2 separate regions of the Mus musculus genome follow, and region 2 is linked to region 1. Evidence: chromatin loops called from intact Hi-C (ENCODE). Cell type or tissue: left cerebral cortex. All regions are shown on one strand.

What was found. A loop is a pair of places that touch in the nucleus more often than their neighbours do. Peaks named below come from ENCODE experiments on the same cell type or tissue, not always from the same donor. Only the 100,000 strongest peaks of a DNase experiment are listed, where the experiment ranks them.
Region 2: a loop joins it to region 1, with 3 times the contacts of the local background. A loop is called at or near these places in 13 of 42 quality-filtered maps.

What each region holds. Positions count from the first base shown.
Region 1 is chr19:41,738,836-41,746,835 of GRCm38, reverse strand. It overlaps Slit1 (slit guidance ligand 1), which reads left to right and starts at 2,980. Exons shown (of 37, transcript NM_015748.3): 1 at 2,980-3,624. The coding sequence starts at 3,428. In left cerebral cortex, no CTCF peak of the experiment used is centred here; DNase peaks (open chromatin) are centred at 671, 3,185 and 3,744; H3K4me3 peaks cover 2,653 bases; H3K27ac peaks cover 1,086 bases.
Region 2 is chr19:41,652,151-41,660,150 of GRCm38, reverse strand. Slit1 (slit guidance ligand 1) reads left to right here. Exons shown (of 37, transcript NM_015748.3): 5 at 7,385-7,456. Among named protein-coding and RNA genes, the nearest start is that of Gm34116, 35 kb to the left of the region's middle. In left cerebral cortex, a CTCF peak has its summit at 3,991; a DNase peak (open chromatin) is centred at 3,980.

The DNA of each region.
Region 1 (8,000 bases):
CCAGTCCCAGGGCTTCCTGGAGCCATCAATATTCATAAGCAGTGATGATGGAACCCTGGGAAGCAGGCATGCTATCACTGTTTTTGCAGTTTGGGCTCCCCGCCCTAGTGACCTGGGGGTGGGGGGAGATGGGCCTTTGTATAAAAGCTGGAGGGAAGGCTCTCTCTCTAAAGTTATCTAGAAGGCAACAACCCTCAACTGCCATAACGAGGGGCCTCAGTACATGCATGGACCATTCCACTAGGACAGGGAGATGTGACCCTGTGTTTTCCTATGGGGGTTGCCTGTAACTGGACGGCAGGCTGAGCTGGCTTGGTGGAGCATGCCTGCCAGAAGCAATGTGCCAGGCCAGCTTCTCTTCATCCGTGCAGAGGGAGCAGGTGGCCCGGGCTTCAGGGAGGGGGTAGGGAGACCCCCAGAGGGAGGGGCATAGGAGAGGAAATTGAAAAAGCAAAGTAGGGGGGGGGTTAGCTTGGGGTATGTGGCTGGCCAAGCGGTTGTTTAATGAGTAAATGTGCCGGGAGCGCTAATGAGCTGTGTTCATTCATGGTAAGCTGCCTCTAGGAGCGAGGAGCCCGCCAGGCTCTGAGGTGGAGGAACTGGGGATGGGAGCCAACTTGGGGAGCTGCCTGGCTACTGGGGCAGGGCCTCCCATGATGGGCTGGCTGGGGAGTCTTTGTCCTGGGTCTGAGTTGCCCTCCTTCCTCCCCTCCCTTCAAAGGAGAGGCCAGGCCTTGCCAGGCGTTGACAACTTGGCTTAGGGCCTGCTTGGAACTCACTGGCCAGGCGAATCTGGAAGCTTCTAGTGTAGAGCCTAGCTCTCGAGAGCCATGAGCAAGGTTGATCTTGCACCCCCGCCCGCCTCCTCTCACCCCTCCCCGTCCCCGTTCTCCCTGCCACTCCGAGGACTCCAGGGCATGTCGCCCAGTTAATCAACACTCTCCCCTTCCCCACATGGGTCCTGGCTTCTAAGAGCCTCTGAGATTACGGGGTTGGGAGAGAGGAACACCTCTGGAGCAGAAGGTTGGAGGCGTACATAGTTTGGGCACTGTCTGTGATGGGCCTACTAAGTGCCAAATGCTGGGGTTGGTGCCAGAGGAGGAAGTGAGGGACGCAAAGGGGTGGCACTTTGCTAGTGGGGTGTCAGGGAAGGAACACCAGTGTGAACAGCTTCAACTATTGAGGAATAGACAATTACGACACTAAAGTGTGAGGATTTCCTAGTGCTGGGGGATGGGAGGGGGAGGGGGGGAAAAGTCCTTAGAGGACAGGCTGGCTTTCTGGGAAAAGAGGCAAGTGGCCCTTTTATATTTAGATCCCAGTGATAGAAGCTCTTGATATCACACTGTAAGGACTGGCAGAGAAAGCTCCCTCCCCAAGTTACCAAATTTGTCTTCAAGAGATAGAGCTGGGATGTAGAGACTGTGCTCTGATCAGAAGTGTGGTCCAGGGCTTGTCTTGAATGGAGTCAGACATTCAAGTGTGCCATGCTGACCACAGGGCCTTATGCAGTATATGGTAAAGTAACTGGAAGAGTCTGATCCAGAGGGAAAACAACCAAGCATCCAATGGTTCCAGGTGAGTCCCACGCCTCTAATCGTGTGGTGACTTCAGTATCTCACCACTGTGACAAACTGCCGTCATTGCTGGGCTTAGGTTCTGCTCCCCCCTCCCCCCAAGAAGGGGGACCCTGCAGTAGCTCCACTAGGGGGGCTTTTGACTCTTGACCATCTGAGCTACTTCTGATGCCCAGTTGTTATCTGCACATAGGGCCCTGACTCCCGGAGCTCAGCTCAACACGAACTCCAAAGCTTGCGTGGAGTTTCCAACAGAGGAATGCTCGACAGAGCCATCTTTATCGGGGGGGGGGGGGGGGGGGGGGAAGTCCTTCTCTTTGAGTGCAAAGCTTTGGAAGGGATGCACATGGTGTGGAATAGGAGGAAGGGGACACCCACAGTGACACTCAGATCACCAGATCAACCCTGTTGATCAATGGGATGACAGATGTCTCAGCCAGATCTCCCTCACATCCGGAGCTCAGCTCTTTAGAGACCCAGAGAGCCACAGCTGTCCGTTTTGGGGGAGGTGCTTTCTTTTCTGGGGTTGGAGGGAATTCTGTCCCTCACTGGATTTCCTATTCACACCCACATCCCCAACTCTGTCAGAATAAGAAAATTCCTTGCCCATGGGGCTGTGAGGCCCGAGGTCCTATTCAGGTACCAGTTGACTGGGTGGTGTTTTTTTCTTCTAAACAGGTTCTGTGTTCTCTCCACTCTGGCCTTTTGAGAGGACCAAATATTCCTTTTCTTCTGTTTCCACCTGCCAGATGTGGAGAGGCTAGTTGCTGGATTTCCAAGGTGGCTTCCTATTGGTATACCAGTAGAGAGGCTTGTGTAGAAAACACCTCCCCTCCGGACTTACAAAGTCCTGTCAGGACTCCTGTCATCCCAGCTGGCTGGCTTCTGTTCCCGGAAGAGGTTGGGTTCTGCCTTTAGGGAGAGTATGTGTTGAGGGAGAAGACTAACCTGGCCTGAGGCTTTTATATTCTCTCAAGTCTCTTCCCTCAAGGTCCCAGGCTGGGCAAGGAAAGACAGCTTGGAGAGGCCATCTGGTACAAGAAGCCTCACCAACAGTTGACAAAGGAAGTTGGTGGGGCCCGGTGACCTCTTCAGCCATTGGGGAAGTCTGTGGTCCCAGGGAAGGGAAGGTGTAGGGAAAAAAAATCTTTTTGCTCCTCTGCCCTAGTAGCTGAGGGTACTGAAGTGACTGGTCTAAATGTACACATCATTGCAGTGTGTGTGTGTGTGTGTGTGTGTGTGTGTGTAGCTTACAGAGCAGGTCCAGTCTGTAAGCCCCCTTCCCCGGGCCCCCGCAGCCCTTGGCGCCTGGGAGGTTGCACCTTTGAAACTGTATGCCAGCGGCTGGACCTCTGTAGCAGCAGAGAAGTGGTGGGGAGGAGGCGGGCGGTGGTCCGTGCTTGGGGGGGAGGGCGGGAAGGAGTCTGGCCCTGGAAGTGTGCTTTTCGATTGATGGATGACTGCCGGGTGTGAGCGAGCGTGCGGGTGTGAGTGTGTATGTGTGTGTGTGTGTGTGCGCGCGCGCGCGAGGTGTGTGTGTGTGCGCGCGCGCGGGGCCTGCCCATTTTCCTCCTCACAGCAGTCAGTTGGGAGCTGGAGGGAGAGGGAGACGCCGGCAGCGAGCACTGGGAGAGGAGCTGAGCGCCCTCCGCTTAAGACGCCTTTCCTGGGTCTACGCACAGACGCTGTCGCTGGGAGCATCTAGGTACCACTCGATCCGCAAGGGCGCATCGCACGATTCCACCGGCTCTTCGGTCCTTCGGTGGGGATAGCACCTGGAGCTAGCCCCGGACGGGGATGGTCAGCGGCTGCGGCCGTCTGGCACGCGAACGGGACACGGCGAAGGCACCATGGCGCTAACGCCCCAGCGCGGGTCCTCTTCGGGGTTGAGCCGACCGGAGCTGTGGCTGCTGCTGTGGGCAGCCGCGTGGCGCCTGGGGGCCACGGCGTGCCCCGCCCTCTGCACCTGCACCGGCACTACGGTGGACTGCCACGGCACGGGTTTGCAGGCCATCCCCAAGAACATCCCACGGAACACCGAGCGCCTGTGAGTACGGATCCGCCCGTCCACTGGGAGTCCCTCCACCCCCTCGACCCCTGGTTGCTCTCCCACCCTGACGGATCAGAGGGACCGGAATCGGGTGGGGGGCGCTAGACCGTTGGGCTCCGTCGCCAGTAGAGGAGTCAGTGCCTTGGTAGGTTTTTAGGAAACCAGAAACCAGGAGCGCATTTGCAGGTGCCAGATTCAAAGGGCCCTGGAAGCATCCTCAGCCCTTCCTCACACCTGCCCCTTGCGATCTCTGCTCTCCGCTGTGACAGGTCCTTCCCACTGTACAGCACTTTATTCCTCTAGGGTACCTGGAGCCTTCCTGGCACCTAGGAGAACAGCTTCCCACAGACTCCAGGCACGGTGTCTCCTTTTGGACACATGGGGTTTGCTGGGTTCTGAGTGGGCAGGTGGATTTGGGCTCTGAGGGCTCGCTGCCACGGACCAGAAGTTTCTGAGCACCTATTCTACCCATTGTTTGGTCCCAGAGCCTGGATAAGTCTTCCCTTGAAGGTGTAAGCAACCTACCCTCTCCTTCAGTCTTCATCCTGAGCCCAGGCAGACAGACAATGGGACCCGAGGGCCTTTGGTTTGGGTTTTGGGGAATATGACATCGGAACCCTTACAGGGTGAGAGGAGTCCTGGACTGCGAGCTCAGGGATGATACTAGAGGCCAGGAGCTCGGACTGGGACATAAGGTTGGAGACATTGACAGTGACAAGTCATAAAAACCACCCTTCCTTCCCTCTTGTTCTCTTGTACTTCTGGATTTTGAGGTAACTCCACCCTTTCCAGACCTGCCTCATGAGCACGGTGGAGCGTGTGTGATACATTTTCTCTTTTCCTGCCAAATGTGGTCGGTGTGAAATTCCGGCACCTAAGGATACCACGGCAGTGTGAGTCCGGGGGGTCTGCGGGTCGTGCGAGTGGATTTTTAGTCACACACAGGGCCTTTGTACACTTTCAGAGGTGACTGTACCAGGGGATTTTTTTTTTTTTTTGATACTTTGGGGAAGGTTAGTGGCTTCTTTGAAACCATGCTCCTCTTTCTTTCCACACTCCTGGGTGACTACAGTGAGCGTCAGAAAAGGTATACATATTTTGATAACTCAGGAGCATACTTTCATGAGTCTCAGCTGGCCAGAGGCAAACCCCGGGGAGAGCTGTTGCCTACATCAAACTCTGAACTTCTGTACCGAGGCCAGCAATTAGTGAGTACATGCTTGCCCCAGACTCTTTCTTGGCTGGGTTTGAGACATTCCCGTGACAGTTTCAGAGAATTTGCAATCTGCATGCAATCTAGTTGGGAACTGGCGTGTGTGTGTGTGTGTGTGTGTGTGTGTGTGTGTGTGTGTGTGCACGCACCCATGTAGAAATTGGGGTGACCGAACTGAGTTTCCTTGAGTCAGCCTCATGGACCTAGAGAGAAATTAAGGACAATCAAGTCTGTTTGGAGGACCTCTGAGGTCACCTTGGCCTGTTCTTTCCGGATGAAATTTCTGTCCCCTGCTTTACCCAGTGGTGTGTTTTTTCTGGGCTATTACCCTGGCAGCAGCCCACACAGGAGACACATGAGGCCCTCTCCTTTGCTTTTGCACCTTGTCTACTCTGCATTCTTGCTTTCCCACTGTCCTACTACCTTGACTGCTTCTGATAGGCTCTGCTTTGCCTTTCATGAATTCTTTAGTCTTTTCTAGTCAGTGAGATGGAAGTGAATCCCCAGACAGAGCAGAGTTGGGGGTAGCCCTGGAAGCCAGAGTATCTGGGTTAGAAGCCCAGCTCTGTGAATTATGGGCTATGTGACTTTGGACAAGTTACCAGACTTCCCTGAGCCTTGGTTGCTTTCTATTAGGAAATGGAGTCTGGGCTACATTGGGTTTCTGGTTCTTGTGGCAATGGAAGGTAATGTCTGGAAGAGGCTGGGTAGTATTCTGGTGCTTGCTTAGTAAAGCGCTATGATGGTAACACAGGGAGACAAGTCTCACGTTTATCAAGCCAGTGCCTTCTCTCAGTTCTGAGGCCCCAAAGAGAGTGAACCTGTCTCTGCCTTCAAAAGGCAGATGGTATGAAGGGCTGGACAGGGGACCGTTAGTAGGAAGATATAGGGAGAGGCCCAGCTAGCCATGTGATGGGGCTTGAGAACACAAGGCCAAGAAGCCCTTTTGGGGGTCTAGGGGGCTTCTTAGAAGGTGGAGAGTGTTGTTAGGGTTGGTGGGTTTTGCCAAGCAGAGTCCAGGCAACACAGGCAGGAATGACTGCCTGAACACAAAGCCTGTGTGGCTGGCCGGCCATGACTGGTGTAGCCTGCAGGTCAGATTTTCCCAAGGGCTGAATCACACCATGTCCAGAGAGGAGAGGAGCCTGGGTTATAAAGAGAGATCGGGAAGGGCCAGGAAGGCCTTTCTCCAGCTTCACATTCCCCTTGAATACGTCTGGGTGGGAGTCCAGGGTGATCATCTGGAGGAGCTAAACAGGTGAGCTGGTCAGAGGCTGGCCAGCAGCTCCCCAGGTTGGGAAGCGTCTGAGGCTGTGTGCTTACCTTCTGTTCTCTGGGCATCTCTGGTGGTCGCCCAGGGGACCCAGCAACTTTATGACTATATATTTTGTAATGCTGGGTTCAGACCTATTCGGCCAAGTGGGGAGACATTGCTCTGGGTTTCTGTAGAGACCTCTGGAAGAGCTTGTGTAAGGCCCAGCGCTGCTATGAAAATTGGTCTAACCACAGAGGCCAAGGGCTGGGTGAATGAACAGAGAAGGGATACCAAATAATCTGTTATAGAACAATTATAGTGGAGAGCAAGGACGGAGGAGACCTGCTGGCAAGACCCTGGAAAAGTCATGGCTTTGTGCTCAGAGGGCGCCCAGGCTCAAAGGGTCCATTCACGGTGGCCGGATGCTAACTTTTCTCCTTCCACTTAGGAATCTTCACTTTCAATGTTTGTACCAGAGTGTCCAGGAATGAGAGAAGCAGGTTTAGTCTGTATGGAAGCAGGTTTAGTTTCTGCTCTTCTCTACTACCCTGGCACTTGTATGTCAGGGTGCAGAAAGGGAAAGACATCTGCCAGACCTTCTATCAAGTCACCCAAGGATGGAGAGAGGTGGGGCAGGGCCCTTGGAAGGTCAGGATGCTGATTGTCATTCCCCCTGCCCCCCTCCAGGTGTATCACAGTCTGTTTCTTGTCAAACTGTGAGACTTGATTTCCTGCCACTGTGTATGTTCTTGCATCCCTTTTGCTGGTTGGTCTACCCCATCCTAGCTGCATGCATGCTTCCAAGATCCATGGCTTGCCCGGAAGCTGCAGTCAGTAGGGCTAGATTGTCACATTCATGGTTTGGGGAGCCCATTTGGAATCCATATAATAATGGAATTGAGGCCAAGGGCTGAAACCATATCTGTCACCAAGGTCTGGCTAGGTGAGCCACTGTGGGATCCTACAGGAGAGAATTTTGCTGAGCAGGGGAGTTGGCCTGGCAGCAGTATGTGTGTGTGTGTGTGTGTGTGTGTGTGTGTGTGTGTGTGTGTGTGTCTCCGGCTCTCACTGGCACAGATATGGAAGCCACTGTGCTGTGCTCCGAGTGAGCAACTTGTATAGAGAGACCCAGGGATGGTCCTTCTCCTGCTTGAGACTCTGTTTCCCACAGATAAAGAGGATAATGACAGTTTTGCAGGAAATATTCTGGGGTCCAGTGGCATGTGGGTGATATTCTACCTTCCCTTGGCCTGTGGGAATAATGGTTGCTTATCCCATCAGAACTTCACAAGGATTCATTCATATTGCATTTACAAAGATGCTTCATAAGACGTCCTATGCTAACACTGTGAGAAGCCCATGCTAAAGGCTAGAATGTTCAGGTGGCGTAGGAGGTACTTGCTGAGGCTTGGCCGTGCTGCAGGCTGCTCTTCCTTGGCTGAAAGCATGTGGCCATTGTACCTGGGCAGCTTTTCCTTTCTCCCCTGCAGTTTGGACACAGGGAGATGGGGCTCTGCAGGGTGGAGGGTTGCAACCACACTGCTCTGGTAACGCCTGTCTGGTGTTTTGTTCGTCTTGCTCTGCCTCTTGGCAGCTGGGACATCCTGCGGGGCTGCAAGGCTGCAAGGCTGCATTCCCTCATTCAACAGATAGCTGCTGTCAATTGAGCTCTCTGCATTGTGTGGAGTGGATGGAGAAACTGCCTCTTCCCAAGTTCCTGTCCAGCATGGGATCCTGAAGAATGGTCTGATAGAGAGATAAACACATAATTGCAAATTGAGATAAGTGCTCATGAAAAGCGCACTCCCTCAAATCCTGGGGGTTTTTTTGCCCATAAAGTGGGGGGACCTGCTTCAAAGGCTGGGCCTGGGTATTGAACTCCATAATAGGCAGAGAGGTGCTGTG
Region 2 (8,000 bases), 87 kb after region 1:
GTCCCTAGGCCACATGACCAAGGGAACAGCTCTTGTTGTTTAACAATGTTAAACAAAACAATGAAACAAAACACCAAAAACAAACAAACAAACAACAACAAATCAATGTTAAAGACAACAAAGAAAAGTGTTGGTCCCTTGACTGGCTTATCTGTGACTTGGCCTTGGAGAGGTGACCTGTATCCTCAGCCTCCTCTGAGGATACAGGTGAGAGAGAGCCTTGCTCTTCCTCATTACAGCCTTCTCTTTGTGGAGACTGCACGGTGGGGGTGGGGTGGGGCAACAGACAGATGGATGGAAGGACATACTCCTAGCTTAGCCTCAGAATCAGCCAATGCTTGGCCTCACTCGAGGAACCCGCTATAACAACCCCAGGGCCCATGCAGAGCAGGTGTCCCCACCCCTTTGGAGACAGGGTCTTACTATATAGCCTTGCCCTGGATCTGGCTATATAGTCCAGGCTAGCCTCAAACTTACAGAGCTGCACCTGCCTCTGCTTCCCAAGTGCTGGAGTCAAAGGTGTGTACCTCCACGTCTGGCCTGTGTTCTCTTATTTGATAGCTTACCCTGTCTTCATTTTTAAAGCTTTTCCTCTGATTTCCTCTTACTTTATAACACAACCCGGGGGCCATCTTCATTCCTTCCTGAAACACGGTAAGAAAGGCAACCAGACTTCTGCCAGAGGGTCCCATACTCAGTCCCAACCTCCCTTCCCTTGGCCTGACTTTCTGAGGTCTGTGTGCTCCAGTGCCACGTTCCCGTCCTCCCGTGTGACTGGGAGGTCACGTCTCTGGAGCCCAGCGCAGGAGCTGTGGCACCCAACTATGGAGTTTGATACCAGAAACCCTGGGAAGTGCACCCCAGAGTCCAGTGCTGCTGACCATGGTACCCACTTCCCAGTTCAGCCTTTCCCTCTCGGCCACCTTATCAGCCACTCTCAACATCTGGTACTGTGTTCTCACCACATGGTTGGGAACCACGCTTGCCACTTTCTGACTGTCCACAGAATTATAAGATGGAATGGTTTTGTGTCCTGGGTATCCTTCATTTGAGTGGGACTCCAACCTCAAAGCTTCCTTGCCTTGGCGGAGCCAGTTAGCTTATGAGAGAAGGCTGCTTGCGGGGGAGATCTCTTTGGGGGTGTTTCTTTTGTGGAAGTTGATGTTCACAGCTGCCCAGCAAACAACCCAAGGTCAAGTCAGTATCACAGGATGGTTTACGGTATAACAAGCCAGGCCACTTAGTCTTTTGTTTGGTGAGGTTTTTGCAGAATGAATGGTTGGGTGGGGTGGGTGCTTGAAAGCTGCACAGGAGAGCTGGTGGCCCCAGGTGGGCAGGCAGGGAGGTTTCTGCTGATGGCAGTGTCTGGGCCCCTTGGGCCCTCAGAAAACAGGAGGGGACAAGAAGAAAGACTCAAAGCAGCCACTCTATGGTGGTGATGTCCAGACTGCCCCAGGAACTTGGCGGTTGTAAGCCCCATGACTATAGATTATAGGCTGGGGCTCCCTCTCTCTGTAAGAACAAGTTCCTTGGCAAACAGTGAGTGTGTAGCGGGCACCTCCAGACACCCAAAGGTGGACTTGTGCTAAACAGAGCTGGGCTGTGTCTCCCCTGCCCCCAACCCCAGCTGCATTGCAGAAAAGGCCTGCAGAGTAAGTGAAGGAGGTGGTTACACCCACCTCTGCAGATCCCCCCCCCCCTTCCTGCATGCAGCCTGTGCCTCAGGAGAGAAGTCAGGAGCTGTTTTTCTTTCTCCCTCACTAAAGCAGAGGTGCTGGAACCCCGCTGCTTTGAAGTGACGTCTGGGCACAGTAGCTTCAGTCTGCTTCAGCACTAGGTGGGGACATCAAAGCATTCGTACTTCTCTGCCGGATGAAGCCCTCTAACTTTAATATGCTCTAGTTTGCTATAGACCTTGCTCAAGGCGAAAATCTACCTGTCTAGTAACAAAAAGGTACTGGCGCAGGTACCAGGGGTGGCCTGCGTAGCCATTCCTCTGGGTTCATGGTAGTTGATCCCCTCTACCTAACAGTGTGAGATAATGTCATGCAGGACAGTAGCCACCTGTGGCAGTCTGAGTGAGTGGCACACACTCATAGACACGGGGGAATTTCCTGTGGACCTTGACTGGAGACCAGCTCAAACTAGTAGGATTCCCAAACCCCAGGCTCCATGTTCTCACAGAGCCCCAAAGACAATGACCTAATAGCAGTGTTGGCTGAGGGCTCCCATTCCTCTGCTCCGACCACAACCGCCACTTGTGCTTTCTGAAGAAGAGGCTAATCAACCCCCTACACACTCCAGGGATCAAATACGTGCCCAAGGAGCTCAGTGCGTGCAGGGCTGGCTCGCTGTACTCCAGGCCCAGGTCTACAGTCTGATGACCAGAAAGCCACGGATAAAGTGCGCTGGAACGCTGTACTGTGCTGAAGCCCCCTGCGGCTTGAAGAGCCACAAAATAAAGAGCTTTGCAGTGGGGCAGCAGATCCATGTCAGAGCCCAGAGCTCAGTGAAACCTTGGCTGATGCCCAATGCCTTGCCCCAACAGGGCCCCACTAATCCCCTCAGAGGCAGTGTGCCTGCTGAGACCAGTTAGAGGTTGGAGCTAATGGGGATTTGCAGTAAGAACATGGGGTCCCGACCTTCGCTCCCCTGCTTGTCAGAGTGTGGAGTATGGCTGTAACAGGCACTTGGGGACAGTGCCTAAGTCAGGGATGGGCAGAAGGGCTCCCATACCCAGTGGGGGATGACTGGGGGTGGAAAGCTGCCTCCTCAGAGTCCTAGGACCTTAGGGGTGGGATACAGGATAACCTGGGGAGTCTCTGCCTATAGAACTCATACCATATTTCTTAGAACAGATCCCCTTCTCTGGGGCTTCCCAGGATAGACTCTTACCTTCCTCAGTGGCTGCCCAGATCCCTTGCTAGGCGCACAGTGTTCCATCTAGATATGGGAAGGGAAGAACAGAGTCAAGATGACATCATCCACAAGACCAGTTTCTTGTTCTGTGCTGCTTTGACTTTTAGGAGGCATCTGATCTGCATGACAGATCAGAACAGAGACTGCGGGCTCCAGGAGTGCAGAGACTCCTACCTGCCCCGTGTCTGCATCCCTGGAGCTGCGTCCTTGTGCTGATCCCTCGCTCCGGCCAGGACGTGGGAGGGTCACTGAGTATCCTCATTGGTTCCGTTCAGTTATGGTTACATTGCCTTTGCAGTGAGTGCGCCAACTTCAGGATACTCTGGGAGCAAGAGCGATGTCTGCCATTGGTGGATTAGGGAGAGATGGGTGGTAATTAAATATTCATACGCAAACCCAATATGCTTGTATTTGCTATTTTGAATTGGTGCTGAACAGGAGGCTTGCGTGTGTGTGTGTGTGTGTGTGTGTCCCCGCACGCCTGCCTGCCCCCGCTCGTGCATATACTGGAATGTGTAGGTGAAGGAACAGTTGGAAACTAGGGGAAAGGTGTGTAGACAGAGATAAGAAAGCAGAAGGGTTTTAGGTTCATGATGCCCAATGCCCCATAATGTATGTGACCCAGCCAGCTCTTGCTGAATGCCTCACCAGGGACATACACTGTGGGTGTTTTCCGTTATACCTTGACTCTCCAGCATTTGCTGGCCCCTCTGACCCCCTTATCAGAAACCTCTTCCTTTGGTCAGGCTCTGTTATCCTCCCAGCCAGTGATGAGGGACTCGTTTTGAGGGACCTGTGAAACACCATGGAGAAAGGTTGGGTGCCCTGAGTTTGTGAAGCACAGAAGGATGAGGGCTGGGAAAGGCCCAGGCTGTGCTGAGAGGATCTCCAACAGGCCACGTGCAAGCAGAGATGAGCAACTTTAGCTGGGGGGGGGGGGGGTTGACGTGAGTGGTGACAAAAGACCACAGAAGTGTCACGGGGCAAGTCAAATGTAGCAAAAAGTGAGACCGTAGCAGCTGTATAGCAAATACAGGGAAGGCTTCTGGCACACCCTAGTGGCCACTCTGGGAACAACTGTGATGCCGTGTGGGGAAAGGAGGGACAAAAGCCCCGCTTCCATAATACAGACAAATGGAAATGAGGTTTAAAGGTTAAGCTGTGCACTCCTGGGATCTCACCAGGTCTTGCATGACAGACAACGTCCATCCCACAAAGCCCTCTTGGGTTCTCTGGGCCCATGGCTGGTGCGCGGCAGAGACAGTTGAACCCAGAAATCTTCCCATTGCTTCCTTTGATGTCAGCAATCTTCATCTATTTTTTTTTTTTTTTTGAGACTGACCAACACTTGCCATTCCTGATGGCCTTCATACCATCTCTTCTGGGTTTGTAAACTGTTCCAGTTGGTCATTTAAACAGGAAAGAAGGTTCCTGCTGTGGACTGACTGGCCAGGGCCAGTCTGGGCTTCCTAAGGGGGGTTACCTCCCCATCTCTCCCAAAGCCCTCAGGATTCCACTCTATCTGCTCTGCACTCTGGGAGCTTCAGTCGGAGGCCATCAACCTCTCTGGCCAGTCTTAGCAGGCTCTGCCTTGACCCAGTTGTTCCAGGCTGTGCCAGGCCTCCCAGTTATCCCTTGTCCTCCTTCCTGGTATGAGAGCCTGCAGAATTGATTTCCTGAGACACACTTTGACCCAGTGCTGTGATAAGAAGCATTTAAAACCCATTTATTGTAAGGATCCAGTGTTACTGCTGAGGCCATGCTGCCGGCTGATTTTTTTTTTTTTTTTTTTTTAATAAAGACTCCCGGGAGAATTCCTGTCTCATCTGAGTGCCCAAACAGCTGGACTCCTGACACTCGGATCCATTTAGACTACACATAGATCATGTGTGCTGCTGACCCCCCTTCCTTGGCTCTCAGGAAGCACTGAGCCCCTACTCTGCCCTGGCTGGTATGCCTGTGAATCACGGGGCACATTCAGAGAGCCTGCCTTTGAGGTTTCTTCTCTGCTGAGCCCTCCCACCTGCTCTCCTGCTGATCTGTAAATCCCGCCAAGCTACTGTAAAGTCTGCATGGAACAGGCCTGGGTGGAATTGATTGGCTAATCAATACACATAACAAGCCTTTCTTGCCTGGCTGAGGAGAGGATTAAGTGGATAGTGGGGAGCGGCCTGGGACTCTCTCTCAGGCTCTGCCTTGGGGTGAGCTGCCTGCTGTGTTGTGCTGAGGGGCTGCCTGGAGTTGCTGCCTCCCTGTGTACCCCACATTCTCTAGGGCACATCTCCCTGTGCACCCCACATTCTCTAGGGTACCACCTTCCTGCGCACTCTACATTCTCTAGGGCATCACCTCCCTGTGTACCCCACATTCTCTAGGGCATCACCTCCCTGTGCACCCCACATTCTCTAGGGCACACCTCCCTGTGCACCCCACATTCTCTAGGGCAAACCTCCCTGTGTACCCCACATTCTCTAGGGCACACCTCCCTGCCTGCCTTTATCTTTTCTGAACCTCCCTGCTTCCCTGTGGTCAAAGGCGGCTAGTGGCTTGACTGTATCTTCTTACCACCTCCCAATGCCTGTTAACATTGGTCCCTCACTTCAAGGATCTCAAGGGCCTTGGTCAAAGAGCCAAGCCCTTCACAGAACATGTGTCTGAATCTATTCACTCTACTGTAATGAAACATCTCAGGCTGGATGACTCATTAACAACAGGAACTTATTTCTCATGGTTCTCGGTGTCAAGATTCAGAATTTGGTGTGTGAGGAAGGCCTGCACTCAGACTCCCGGGAATCAGACATCATTGTGTCCTCTAACAGCGTTGGGGCTGGCAACTGTGCAAGGCATCTTTGCTTTTACAATTTTTCCATTGCATTAATTTACTTACTCTGTGTGTGTGTCTGTGTGTGAGTGTCTCTGTGTGTATGTATTTCTGTGTGTCTGTATGTGTCTCTGTGTGTGTGTGTGTGTTTGTGGGGGATCTGTTGTGTGTATCTTTGTGTGTGTTTGTGTGTGTATCTGTGTGTGTGTGTCTGTGTGTGTGTATGTCTGTGTGTGTATGTGTCTGTGTGTGTATGTGTGTATCTCTATGTGTGTGTGTGTGTCTGTGTGGTGTCTCTGTGTGTGTATGTCTCTGTGTGTGTATCTGTGGGGGTGGTCTGTGTGTGTGGGTATGTTTGTGTGGGTATGTTTGTGTGTGTGTGTTTGTATGTGTGTCTATGTGTGTGTGTGTGTGTTTCTGTCTAAGTCTGGGTCTGTGTGTGTATGTCTGTCTGTGTGTATCTGTGTGTGTCTGTATGTATATCTGTGTGTGCCAGTGTGTCTGAGTGTGTTGGAGGAGAGGTACCTGTGCCATGGCACACAACATGGAGGTTGGAAGACAACTTGCAGAAGTCAGCTCTCTCCATCCACCATGGGAATCCCTTTCGTCAGGTCCTTGGCCTTCACACCAGCTCTCTGGGGCTTTCATCCATTACATTCCAATCTTGTTCCTGAGAGCTTGTCCCTGGTGTACCCCTCCTGTAGGCCCCATCTCCCAGCACCGTCATTTCTGTGACTAGGCCCCAGCACAGGGAGGCATGAGGTTACCTTCAGGCCACAGCGTGTCTCTGAGCCCTCACATGTGAGGGGTCCCACTGGTGGGATGCTTAGAGAGCATTTGGTTGAGCCTATGCATTTCACACATAGAACAGGGGAGACAGTGTAGCCGAGGGTCTAACACTATGTAGGTTCAGAAACACCTACGGTCGGCCATGTCCTGTCTCTCCTTCCTGAAGGCTCTCACTACCTCATCCTTCAATTGCCCACTGATAACTGTATCATCAGTTGCCTCAAAAACAAACAACCAAGACAAAAAGAAGAGTTGATCTGATTTCTAAAGAAATTGGGGGTCTAACCTGGGTTTCTCCTACAATTGCTAGGTTCAGCAGGGAGCTAGCTGGGACTGAACAGTCTGCAGGGCATAGAGCCTTGGCTTGTGGCGTGGTTCCCAAGGGGCCCAGGCTTTCTTTTGCTCTGTGATCCCCCAGAGTAGACTTGGAATCAGAGCCAGCCTAGTTCAGGACCGGGCGAGACACTTGGTTCTGTCTCCTCCATCCTCCAGCAGTCACAGCTTGCTTACAGCAAAACAGAGGGGAAGCCAGGGCCACGGAGGGCCGTGGAGAGCTCTCTGCTATGCTTCATTGGGGTTGGCCAACCATGGGGGCCCTGCCAGTGCTGATCACAGCTACTGGGAGCTTCTCTCTAACCATCCTCTGCCCAGAGGGGAGGTGACTGGGGACAGCGTCCCAGTGTCTGCCAGGACAGAAAACTCCTAACTACCATTTACTCATTCAGCCAGAGCTGACAAAGCAACTAGAACCCACCCAGACTCTGGAGTGGGGTCACTCATGAGGCCAGCCACCTCTCTTCTTATTACCATGACCCTCCTGACTGGTACCCTCTCTTTCTCTGTTTGTCTCCCCAGGGACCTGAGTGAGAATTTTCTCCAGGCTGTGCCCAGGAAGGCTTTTCGGGGAGCCACAGACCTCAAAAATCTGTGAGTAGAGGCTTGGGATGGTCACCCTGGCACACCCCTAACTGTACCATGTGTTCTGAGCCACCTTAGAGAGAATAGGCAGGACCATGTCTTGATGGTGACTCTGTGTGACAGCCCCGTATGTGCTGAGAGGGTACTCTCTGGGGACTGGGGACATGGAGTATGAACCATGAGGTGACAGGCCACATTTCCAGCCCCTAGCTCTCCAGTGACCTCTGGCTTTTGGGGTTAGCAGCTGGTTTTAGTCTCCTCTAAGTTATACTGCAAAGCTGCTGCAAGTCCGTTAACATTGCTGAGCCTTCCTATATTGTTTGAGAAAACAATGTGCCCCCCACAAGCTTATTCTGAGGTTGAAATGAGATGAGGAAATGCGTACACTGCGCTGGGTACTGTTTAAATGCGATAGCTTATTAGTATTCAAATTTATTCCGGTCCAGGCTTACCACCTCCTGAGGTCTGGCTACAAACAGAAATGGCAAATGCCTGGCATGCTTGTCACACACACCCCCTCCCATGCCTGTGGCAGACATCGGTAATCGATCAG